2 separate regions of the Homo sapiens genome follow, and region 1 is linked to region 2. A link is an interaction called in ENCODE POLR2A ChIA-PET data of the cell type or tissue named here. Cell type or tissue: Caco-2. All regions are shown on one strand. Links, peaks and the distances in the headings refer to the core of each region. The heading gives the core; the rest is flanking DNA.

What was found. ChIA-PET counts read pairs that join two places held together with the same protein. Peaks named below come from ENCODE experiments on the same cell type or tissue, not always from the same donor. Only the 100,000 strongest peaks of a DNase experiment are listed, where the experiment ranks them.
Region 1: POLR2A ChIA-PET joins it to region 2 with 6 read pairs; 2 of 35 experiments call an interaction of 5 or more read pairs at or near these places.

What each region holds. Positions count from the first base shown.
Region 1 is chr9:106,890,106-106,895,571 of GRCh38, forward strand. The region is part of intron 1 of ZNF462 (zinc finger protein 462); the gene reads left to right. Among named protein-coding and RNA genes, the nearest start is that of ZNF462, 30 kb to the left of the region's middle. RefSeq lists an enhancer at 2,421-2,920. In Caco-2, for the core only: no CTCF peak of the experiment used is centred there; a DNase peak (open chromatin) is centred at 2,766.
Region 2 is chr9:107,009,975-107,015,440 of GRCh38, forward strand. ZNF462 (zinc finger protein 462) reads left to right here. Exons shown (of 13, transcript NM_021224.6): 13 at 849-3,660. The coding sequence ends at 1,056. The region is part of intron 4 of LOC340512 (a long non-coding RNA gene); the gene reads right to left. Among named protein-coding and RNA genes, the nearest start is that of ZNF462, 150 kb to the left of the region's middle. In Caco-2, for the core only: no CTCF peak of the experiment used is centred there; no DNase peak of the experiment used is centred there.

The DNA.
Region 1 (5,466 bases), core at 266-5,265, 120 kb before region 2:
CTTAGACTAGGCATACATCATTGTATATATTCTGCCTAAAAGTTTGTAAAATCTAGTGGTGGCATTTAGCTCTTTTGGCAATAAAAACTATATGTGAGAATTTCGTGGCCTTGACTGAGCTGTGTATGGCCTCACTCTTCAATTCTGTTGTCAGCCTATGTTCCACAATCATTTGTGTGTGTGGACCTCAAGAATTTCAGTCAACCCGGCAACACATGCAGTGCCCCTTCCGGGAACACTGGTGATCTTCTGGTCTCTTGGTTTGGAGTTAATTAAACATTGTCGGGAGAATTCCTTCATTTCCTTCTGGAGTCCTTTTTGGGCATACAAAAATCTAGCACTTGAAGCCACTTAATCAAATATCATATCCACACACCTGCAGTTCTTTCTCTGTGTCCACAAACATGGTTTTACACTTGGATGATGTAGTTAGGCTCAACTCCATTTGTAGTGAGAAACATTTGAAGCTTGTCCCCACTCAACAATGATGATGCACTTAGGCTTACCTTCGTAATATGGGTAAATGTCTCAGGTTAGCCAAATGTACCTAGGGTCAGAGGGCATATGCTCTGATATGGAATTTTGGAGGTCATTCCCTGCCTTTGTCCTCTGCTCTAAGGCTCATGTCACTCGCATCATGCTGTGACATGAAACAATATTGCATCGTAGGGAGTGCATAGTAGACTATGTTGTTCAATTATCATGAGATTACCACATACTCTTGCCTGGAATCTTGCCAGCAATAGTGAACAAAGAGATGACCCAAGCAACTTTCTCACTTTTATTCTTGAAGACTAAATGGCATCCTTAAAATCTGATGGTTTTCTTTGTACCTTTCTGGTTGAGTAAAGAATAAGATAGTCTTTTTCTTTTTTGGAAAAATCGTATGGCTAGTACAGGAAATCAAGGAGATTTTTAGCTAATTTAGTAAAAAAGTCAGAGGTGGAACAGAAAATACACCGGCTGAAAAAGGAGATGATTGATTTCTAGGAAATGGGAGATTGTTTGGTATATTTACAGTAATGAAGAAGAGTTCTTCCTGGAACAAAAGTACTGAATAAATAACAACAAGAGACAAAAAAGAAAAATGCATTTCCCTGGTACACAAACCTTGAAGCTCATGCTTTTTGCCATTAGGAATTCTGAACATGTCTTGAATTCTTAGACTTTCTTGATTTTTAAAATCTAATATTTAATTCCAAAATAATTTTTATTCATGTCTGCGTTTTCTTTGTTTTCCCCCTGAGTTATCTGTGTCCTCTGAAAGTTTAAAAACAAGTGATTTTTTTTTCTCATCTTGTTGGCGGAGACATACAATAGGCTGCCTCTCCCCTTCTCTGTGGAAAGAATGGAAACATAGTAAGTGGCCAGAGGAGCTCCATACGGATTGACATTCCTTGCTTCTGCTTTTGAAGTTAAGATGGTCACGAGAGAGAAAAATATTTTTGGTTCCAAGCCTAAGAAAAGGACATTCCTTTTAGTCTTGGCATTCTTGTTTTCATGGTGTTGATTTCTCTTTGAATTATCATTAGTACCATTAATAAATCACATCTGAACGTGAAATCACTTTTGCAAGTTCTTCCCCTCTCCACACCCTTGATTATAGAAAAGGTGACGTTTCTTGATATTTATCTGAAGTAGCTTAGAGTATGTTTTCCTGGCTTTTTGTTCCCCCCTCTGGATGGGTTCCCATTGTTGATCAAGCATATTCAAGAGAGTTTTTTCCCAAGAGTCCTGAGAGACCCATCCATGCATTCTATTCTGTTAAACAAGGAAAATAATAATAATAATGTTTAGCTTTCACCTTGCTTTAGAGAGAGAAATCTCAGAAGAACCATTTTCCTTTCAGGAGGATTGGGGTTCTTAGGTTAAATTCCATATTATACAAATTCCCTAATGACAAATAACCTATGCAATCAACAATCTTTCTTTTAAATGTATTTCTCTATTGAAAGAGCAGGGGATTCCATTTGAGGCTGTTGATTAAGACATGAAGACTAGGTCTAAAATTGGTGGTGGCCCAAGGTCATTGGTAGAACTAATGGACCATTTGAAAATTATTAGCAGCTGGTTTAATAGAGTTTTAATAACTACAGCTGTGAGAAAATCCAAGTACAAGGTATTTGGAATGTTCCCTCTGAGGTCCTTTCCTTTTGTTCTATAATAATCCTGGCATCCATTTAACGAAAGTGCAACTCAGAAGATTAGGTAGCTATATACGTAAGCATATCATGCAGGCTTTATTTGCTTTAGGTTTTTACCATTAAAAATATTTTTAGGCATCATCAAACTTGTCACACAACCTGCACATCCCCATGCCCCACTCAATAACACCACAATCTCAGGGTCTCACAGTGTTGGAGAATTTCCATGGCTCATCTAAGAGTTCTTCTCACTTAACATTTTTTATTGAAAATTTTTACCGTATCTAAGGATTTGTGGGGTTCAATTTGCCAAACTCCAAGGCAGTGGAAAAGAAGACAACTGCATCAAGTCAGTTTCTGGTTTTATATAGTTTAACAGAAGAATAATTTGCTTAGATCTTCGCCTTCATATTTGGAGGCATATACTCACACACACACACATGCACACACACACGCACACACACACACACACACACATGTTATGCATAGATGAATAATATTTAGTCTGCAAAGAAATAGGCCTGTTTCCTCCGTCATCTGTACCTTGCTAACCCAGAGACTTGACATGGAGGAGGAATGCAGAGAGCCTTTCACCCTTAATGGATTCCACAGCTGTGAGTCACCCTGGCCCCAGGCTTCTCGCCTTTGCCTCATCCCATTCCTGCTCTCACAGTCAGAGGTCTGGATCTCCAGTTACTGACTTTGGAACTAGGGGGAAGATGACACAGGTGACATAAAACAAGAGCCCCCTTCTATATCTCAGAGCAAATTCCTGAAATATACTACCAAAACATAAAAGTGTGGACGTCAACTTTAGACAAATCCTTGCCTTACATTGATTTGCAGAGCTCTTTAGAAATCAGACCATGGCTTTCAGTATACATTATATAAATGTGTTCTTCACAACACGATGCCAAGAAGCAGATGTGCTCTCTGAGACCCACAGAGGTCAAGCAACTTCCCCAAAATCATAGCTGGTTGATTGCCAGGACAGAGACCCAAACCTTGTCTTCTGACCAGCCCTTTCCAGTACACCATGGATGACTCACCCACAAATGACAAATGCTTTGTAGTCTTTTAAAGGAAGTTGGGGATATTCAGGGGACATCCTCTAACCTTGTGAGAATGTATCATCATGGAAGGAAATCACCATCCTTTTCATAGAGTAGTCCTTGGAGTCAGTTGCTGAGATGGCTTGCTATGGCTTTTGCAGGATGGATTTTAGTGATGATAAAGGACATGGTAAATATTTGGTAATATAACAAATGCCCATGGAACTTGTAAACAGTACTATCATAATTGTTTCCATTTGTCTTAACCGCACTCGAAGCGATATCTCCTAACTCATCCCCAAACTAATATGTCGAAAGCAACAGGCTCTGATGGAGAGGGAAAGGGGTAATGCTAACAGTACTCAGGAGACGGCAGGAACTATATTTTCTAAGAGTCAGATTCCCTGCTATTTCTGTTGTCTCATTTAATCCTCACTATATTGTTGTGCAGTGGATGTAATTTTATTGTTATTTCTATTTAGCATATGAGAAAACAGAGGCTTTAGACAGGTTAAGTAACTTGCACACTTGTACTACGTGGTAGGTGTCAAAAAACTGGGATGTGAACGCAGGTCAGTTGCGCTCTATGCATTGTGAAGTGCTGCCTACAAACCTCTTTGAGATTATTGAGAAATGTGATCCTGACATTTCTGGAGGACTAGAGAAGTCCATGAAAATATATGGCTAGGAATTACTGGCAACAGACTATGTGCAAACTGACTTTTAGTATTTCCTCATTTAATCCTTGTTATAATCCTATGAAATAGTACCATCTTTACACTTTCTACAGTGAGGAAATGGAAGCAGAGAGAGGTTATACAACTTGCCAAGCAAGATCTGACCATTGTTAATTGATAAAGACTGGATTTAAACCGGTAGGTGGGCTGCAAGCCCATGCTCCTCACTGCCATACTGGGTGCTGCTAGGCCGAGGTTCAAAACAACCCTTGTTGGCTGAAGGTTTTTTTGAGCTGGCTCAGCTCTGGGGTTGGTGCATTCTGTAAATGATCAGTTTGACAGTGTAGGTAGTAGAGACATGCTGCTTTAAGAAAGAACTTTGTATCTCTATTACAGAGAGAAGATATAAAGATATTAGTTCAGTCTTCCATAACACGATATAACAGACTTTTCATTTTTATGCGGGAGGGATCTCTAACTCTTTAGTCTTTATCTTAAGGAAAATGTAAAGGTATTACAGGGTTGTAAGCATGACAACAGATGTGATTAGATTAGCTTTTTAAATCTCTCACTCCAGATGTTCAGCTGCATTAGGTAACTACCTCAAGGTGAGTACCAATGAAAACTCTTAAATAAGTACTTTGTTCAAAGGAATCCTTCAAGGTTTTCTAGGTCTGTGCTGTCCAGTGTGGTAGCCCTGAGCCACAGGTGGCTGTTGAGCACTTGAAACAGTGAAACAGCCCTTGAAACAGTGCCTGATCCAAATGGATATGGTGCTGTAAGTCTAAAATAAACTGAATTTTGAAGCTTATTAGAAAAAAAGGATGAAATATCTCATTAGTAAGTTTTATATTGATAAATATTGTAAGTTTTCTATTGATAAATATAAAAATATTAAGATAATATTTTTGGATATATTAGGCTATGTGGACTGTGTTATTGAAGTTAACTACACTTGTTTCTAGCTGCTAGAAAATTTAAAATTACATACATGGCTGGCATGATTTTTTAATCTGACGCTGCTGGTCTAGGTAATTTCCTTGCTCTCTAGTTAAATAGGAAATTTATGGGAATACCATTAGCATAGGTTGATGCACTGCTTCTGAGTACCCTTTGTTTAAACTATTCCAACCTAAGGTCTGTTGCTTCTTGGATAATATTCCATACCTTTATTGGCACTGTTCTTTTAAAATTCAGTTAAAAGTATCATTTTCCATTTATTACCAAAGAGTAGACTGTTCTTGACATATGTTAGAAAAAATTGAGCTTAGACCACAGCTCATTAGTTAACTCTGGATGGGTCAGAAAGTGGTGACCTGGTTATTAGACAGAGTGCACCAAGCATTAGCTTCTGCCCGTGCTCCCTTCTAAATATCATGTAGGCTTGACCCCTCCTCTTCATCCCCAGTGCGTCGTCTGGCCCAGGCTTCCTTTATCTCTTCCCTGGACCATCTCAGCAGCTGCTTAGCAGCCTGTTTCCCACCATCCTCTTCACCTCTAGGAGTCCCTCATGATGCTAGCAAAATAATCTTGATAGGGCACAGCTTTCGTTATATCACATTGCCCTGATTAAGGATGATAAGAGATCCCTGT
Region 2 (5,466 bases), core at 180-5,179:
TTCTATAATAGAACGTGAATCGAGGTCAAAAGATCTGGCTTCTGTTCCTGCCTCTCTGACTGATCATTCCCTGAGTGGCCCTGAACATTCCCATGTACTGCCTCGGGGACAGAGCCAGCTTCTGCCTGCCTCCCAGGTAGGTGAGAGCATACTTGTAAAATACTTATGAGATCCCTGAACATAAAATCAGCCCCTCAACAAGGCACGTTAGTCCACCAGATGCAGAGAGAACCTAGGATGTGGTCTTTTCAGGAGGAAACATGGCTTGTGTGGTGATAGGAAGCCTGAAGCTTGGTCCCTGAAGCCTCAAGGGTCTAGACCTCAGAGAATATAACCAAGCTTCCCGAGACATGGGTTCCATCTTCAGGTTTTTGTTTTTAGTTTGTTTTCGTGATTTGTTTCGGGACCTGACAAATAAATCTTTAGTACCTGAGTTACTCTTTTAGACTTCATAAATATAACCAATCTCCAAGCTTCTGGGTTCAGCCGATGACTCTGAGCATAAGACAATTCTTGCTGTTACCACTTATGACCCAGTAGAGAAAGTGACATAAAATGATTATGCTTATCTAGAAAGAAAACATGGGATAATCAATATATAGTATAATAATGGATACTTCTGTAAGTTCAAATCTTTAAGATACAGAAATATATGACTTAAGCAAAACATAGCAGGGATGCATCACTTGGTATTTTGTCATACACCCATGGCATTTGTTCAAAGGAAACCCCAAGGCTTTTTGAGGATCAGGAAAATAAAGACACTCGAGGGTTTTTATTATTTTTTTGTTTAAAAAGAGAAATATATATACTATACTCATCTGTCTCTTCGATAAATGTTTTTCCAGGGCATTGAATGACACCAAGCAGGTGAGCAGAGAAGAAATCCACCCAAAAGAGATCATGGAGAACAGTGTTAAAATGCCCTCCATAGAGGAAAAGGAAGATGACGAGGCCATTGGGATAGACTTTTCCCTAAAGAATGAAACAGTAGCCATCTGTGTAGTAACTGCCGACAAATCTCTCCTGGAGAATGCAGAGGCCAAAAAAGAATGAGCGTTTGGTGAAATTCTTAATCAAACCTTACTTGAACAGTGATGAAAAAGTGGGAGGGCTGGCTTGGGCTGAGAAGGGAGGGACAGAAAAGAGAAGACAGAACAAAGCTGCTTTTTAGGACTGAACAATCTATTTTCAAAGCACTGGTACCTGTGTGAGTGAGTATGTAAATTAAAGTTATTTAAATGGTTGGAATATGTGGCTCCTTTTCCATCACTACATCTTTTCTTCCGGATCTTCATCATGGAAGTTTCATTTGTTGCGGAATATGGAAGCACCTCCCAATGGTACGGTGCACCCTGTGGTGGTCTTGGACAGTATGTGGAAACAGAAGCTCCATGACGGTAGAAGACTTCTCATTGGGGAGCAACTTTTTGACGCACAACTTTTGGTGCGTTTTTCTAGTTTTAATACCTTAAGCTTTTTCAAGACCTAACTGCAGCCGCTTTGGGAAAAAAAAACAAAAAACAAAAAACAGAAAACAAAAAAAAAAAAACTGCTTTGCATAAAACAGTCACCTGTTTCCTAGTACCTCAAACTTAACCAAGGGAACTCTCTGCATTTGTCAGTACTACCTGTCGTCGTTGTGGTTAAATGTAGAGAGAACTGCTGGGCAAGATGGTGAATGGAGAAAAAAAAAGAGTTTTAAAGAAAGGAACACAAATTGTGCTTAAAATCCCCATGTGGGTTTTATTTCTTAAAATACTGTGATTTTTTTAATTATTTTAGTAAAAAACAAAACAAAAAAAAGAAACAGACTTTAATTATTAGATAACTGTTTGTGAATTGTCATCCTTTATTCCAGGTAAGCTGTTTATTAGTGTTCAACTATAATTTAGAATTTGGTAGATTCATGTGAGCTAATTTTAAGGTGATTGTGGAGTTTTGTTTGCCACATGTTTATTTTCTATCAATTTGAGTGTTACAAACACAGCACAATTCAGTTTTTCATATGAATTGTTTTTCGTGTGTGTGTTGTTATTGTTGTTTTAATTTCGGGGCAAGGGAGATTTAGTTTTTTGTGAATAGGAATGTTTTTATTTTAAACATGGAAATAACAAAGAAGTTAACTTTCTTTTTTTTTTTTTTTTTTTTTTTTAATTTAACTAAAGAACCAAACTTTCGGCACAGCTATGCAGCTTGTGGGCCAGACGAGGAGGTCCTCCTCACCCTTTTGTTGCCTGTCAAATTCACGCATTATCCGTCTCATAAATAATTTCTGTTAGGATTGGCTGGCTTTTGTGTGTGATTTTAAAATCTGTGTTTTGTTTCTGCTGGCATTGTGTTTTGTTGGGGGTTTTCATTTATTTAGGGGACGAGGGGATGTACTAGAATCCCATCCCTTTCGTGAGAGTGGACAAGAAATAACATATCCTACAAGGAGCCTGGAGAACTACTTTCTTTCTTTCTTTTTTTTTTTTTTTTTTTTTTTTTAAATCTAGCTGCCAGCTGCTCTGTCCCCCATATCAGCTTTTTCAGGAGGGAGCAGCTTAGACTAAATCTAAGCCTACATTTATAATATGTTCTGATTGTGAACAAAGGGTTTCGTTCCAAAAAATAGAAAAGAACTTTTCTTGAAGCCTAGGTTTTAGAAGCCCGTGTGTGTGTGTGCTTGGATGTGTGTGTGCGTGTATGAGTGTGTGTGTGCATGTGTGCACGTGTGAATCCTTTGGTTTTCATGTTTTTTTTTTTTTTTTTTTACTTGGAAGGGTTGTGGGAGGGTGGGAGGGAAGAAAGGGAAGGGGAATTGCTGAGATGACAGTGTCCCACACAGCTTCAAATAAAATCCATGGAAAGATGTTGCATTTGTGGAATAAGTGCTTACTTGAAAAGCATGTTCTTCTTTTATTTTCTTACTGTTAAGAATTTTTATTTGTAGGATGTTTGTTTTAATTTAATTTTTTTAAGGGATGGGGGCCATCATGTGGAAACCAGAAAATGGGGAAAGTGTGAACTATCCAGACAAAGATTCATTTTGTGTCTATATTTGTTTTTAATTGGCCTCATTTCAAATGTATTAAACAGTTCCATACCTGGATTGGGTGTTTGTAATGGTTACCAAAAAACAAACAAAAAAAGAAAGAAAAAGGAAAAAAAAAAAGAAAATAATTGTGACATGCTTTTATCACTACTTTATTTTTCAAATAACATGTAAATATTGTAATCCATTGGATTTTGTTTTGCTAACCTGTTAATAAAAATATGGGACCATTATCCTTTTAACAAGGCTAGAATGTCATTTTTTTCTTTTTCAAACATATACCTGATATTTTGTGGCCGCACATTTTGGATGCATTATTATAATTCTGTTGACTGTAATGACATAGAATTTACAACATTTTTTGTTGTTGTTTAATTTATACAGAGGACATTTTTTTCAGAGCTTGAGAGAAGAAAATAAATAGCAAAATGATAACCTATTGACTCCAGTAATCAGTGTTTCCCAATACTTCATAAGAGATAGGGAGACCCTGAGTCCTTGAAGCCAAGGGTTTAAAAACAAAACAAAAACAAAAAAAACCACAAGTAGGTTATTCAAGTTGTTTGCAACATACATTTTGTAATGAAATGTGAGAAATTAATAAAGAATTTTTTTCACATGTGTCTATGTGCATCTGTTGTAAATCATTTACAGATATGACTACAGATATGAAATCTAGAAATATTATAGCACTACCTTTCAATGCTTGTACACGAGATATTTTAAGTCATTGAATCTACACAGGTATGGAAAGCAAAGGTAAAGCTGAGGTGAGGTTGAGGTTGAGCTGGGATTTTCAAATGTTAATATTTCTGCATCAGGTATTCATCACCAACTGAGGGAGTTTTAGGGAAGGAATATTTTCCATCAAAAATGTGAATCAAAGTGATGTGTGAACTTCAGAAGGAGGAAGCACCCGTGATTAAACATCATCTGGGACCCTGAATCCACAAGCACAGTCATTTTAAGCTAACTGCCAAGTCACACCCACTGCACAGGATCTATTTCAATGTTGCCGTCCTTGCTTATGAAAGCCTGCGCCACAAACTATCTTACTGAACATCCTGCAGCCATAATTATCACCATTAACTTATTCTTTGAGCTACCCTGTTATAAATCAATGGAAAAATTAATAGTCCTGAAACCTAGAAGAAAAGTAAATTAAAACCAACAGCATTAATTATTAACTCAAAGCTGAGTTACACTATCTGCCTCTACCAGTGTTAGAAGTATGGTTCCTGAATCATTTGTTCAGTGTTCATTCTAAAAACTTGGTTCTAACCCTTCCTCCTCCCCATCCCTATCAATCAATAAGATCGCATTCTGAGTACATTTTATATTCGAATACTCAAGAGATACTCAACCTTTTCTAAGGACTGCAGGTTGAGAAGTTTATCCTGTATGTTTTCAGAAAGGAGAGAAAGTGACTTAATGGACTTCACTGCGATACAGCTGTTCTCTCATGGTCTCCATGAAATATTTTATGAACAGTGCTTTTACTGAGTTCATGTCTAATCCATATTCTCACTTTGTTTATGTAAAAGAAATGGAATTTATTGCTATATAAGTCATGGTAGGGGGTGCAACAAGGCAAATCCTGAAATCTCTGGCTTAACACCATAGAGATTTGATTCTTACACACATTCCCTGTGAATGTCTGTGAGGTGTCCTAGACCTGTTGACTCGGGAGTCTGGGTTGCTCCATCTGGTGATGCTGTCATCTCAACACATGAATCTCAAGGTCAACGCTGAGAGCTTGGAAGTGTTTCACCCACTCAAATGCCTGATCCAGGAAGTAGCACACATCACTTTCAGCCTCTTTTTATGGGCTGGATCTGGTCACATTGTTCCACCTGTCCACAAAGGGACTGGGAAGTGTGTGAGCTTCCAGTGTGCTTAGGAAGAGCACGTGACCAAGCAGCCTCCACCATAGTCAGGAACTGGTAGAGAAAGAAACTCTGTTCTTTAGAAGGTAAAGGATGCTGATCCCACCGCATTGCTCATGCACTTAACCAAGATTTCTGAGCAAATATTTGGTGCTAGCTATAGCAAGAAACAGGACAGACGTGAGATGTGTCTTCTGACAGCTCATGAATGGTGAGCATAGATATGCAACATTTGGAGACGTGCCTTCCACTGGAGATGCTTGGGGCTTGCTGGACCCATTAGCTTCCTGGTGTGAGGCTTTGACTGTACCTCTGCATTGATAGTGGCAACCCTTGGGAAACATGGTCTTGATAGTAAATGTGTTTTTTCTGTCCATCCAAAAGAACATATTTGACTTAGAGAGGCATAAAAGAAATTGGTTACTCACATACATTCGTTGAGTCTTTTAGTCCTAAGTTTAACAAAAATTACTATATGTTTTTTCCTTGCAACTATCCTTATTGATTCACTATTTGCCACCATTATGGCATAGCTCTCAGAGG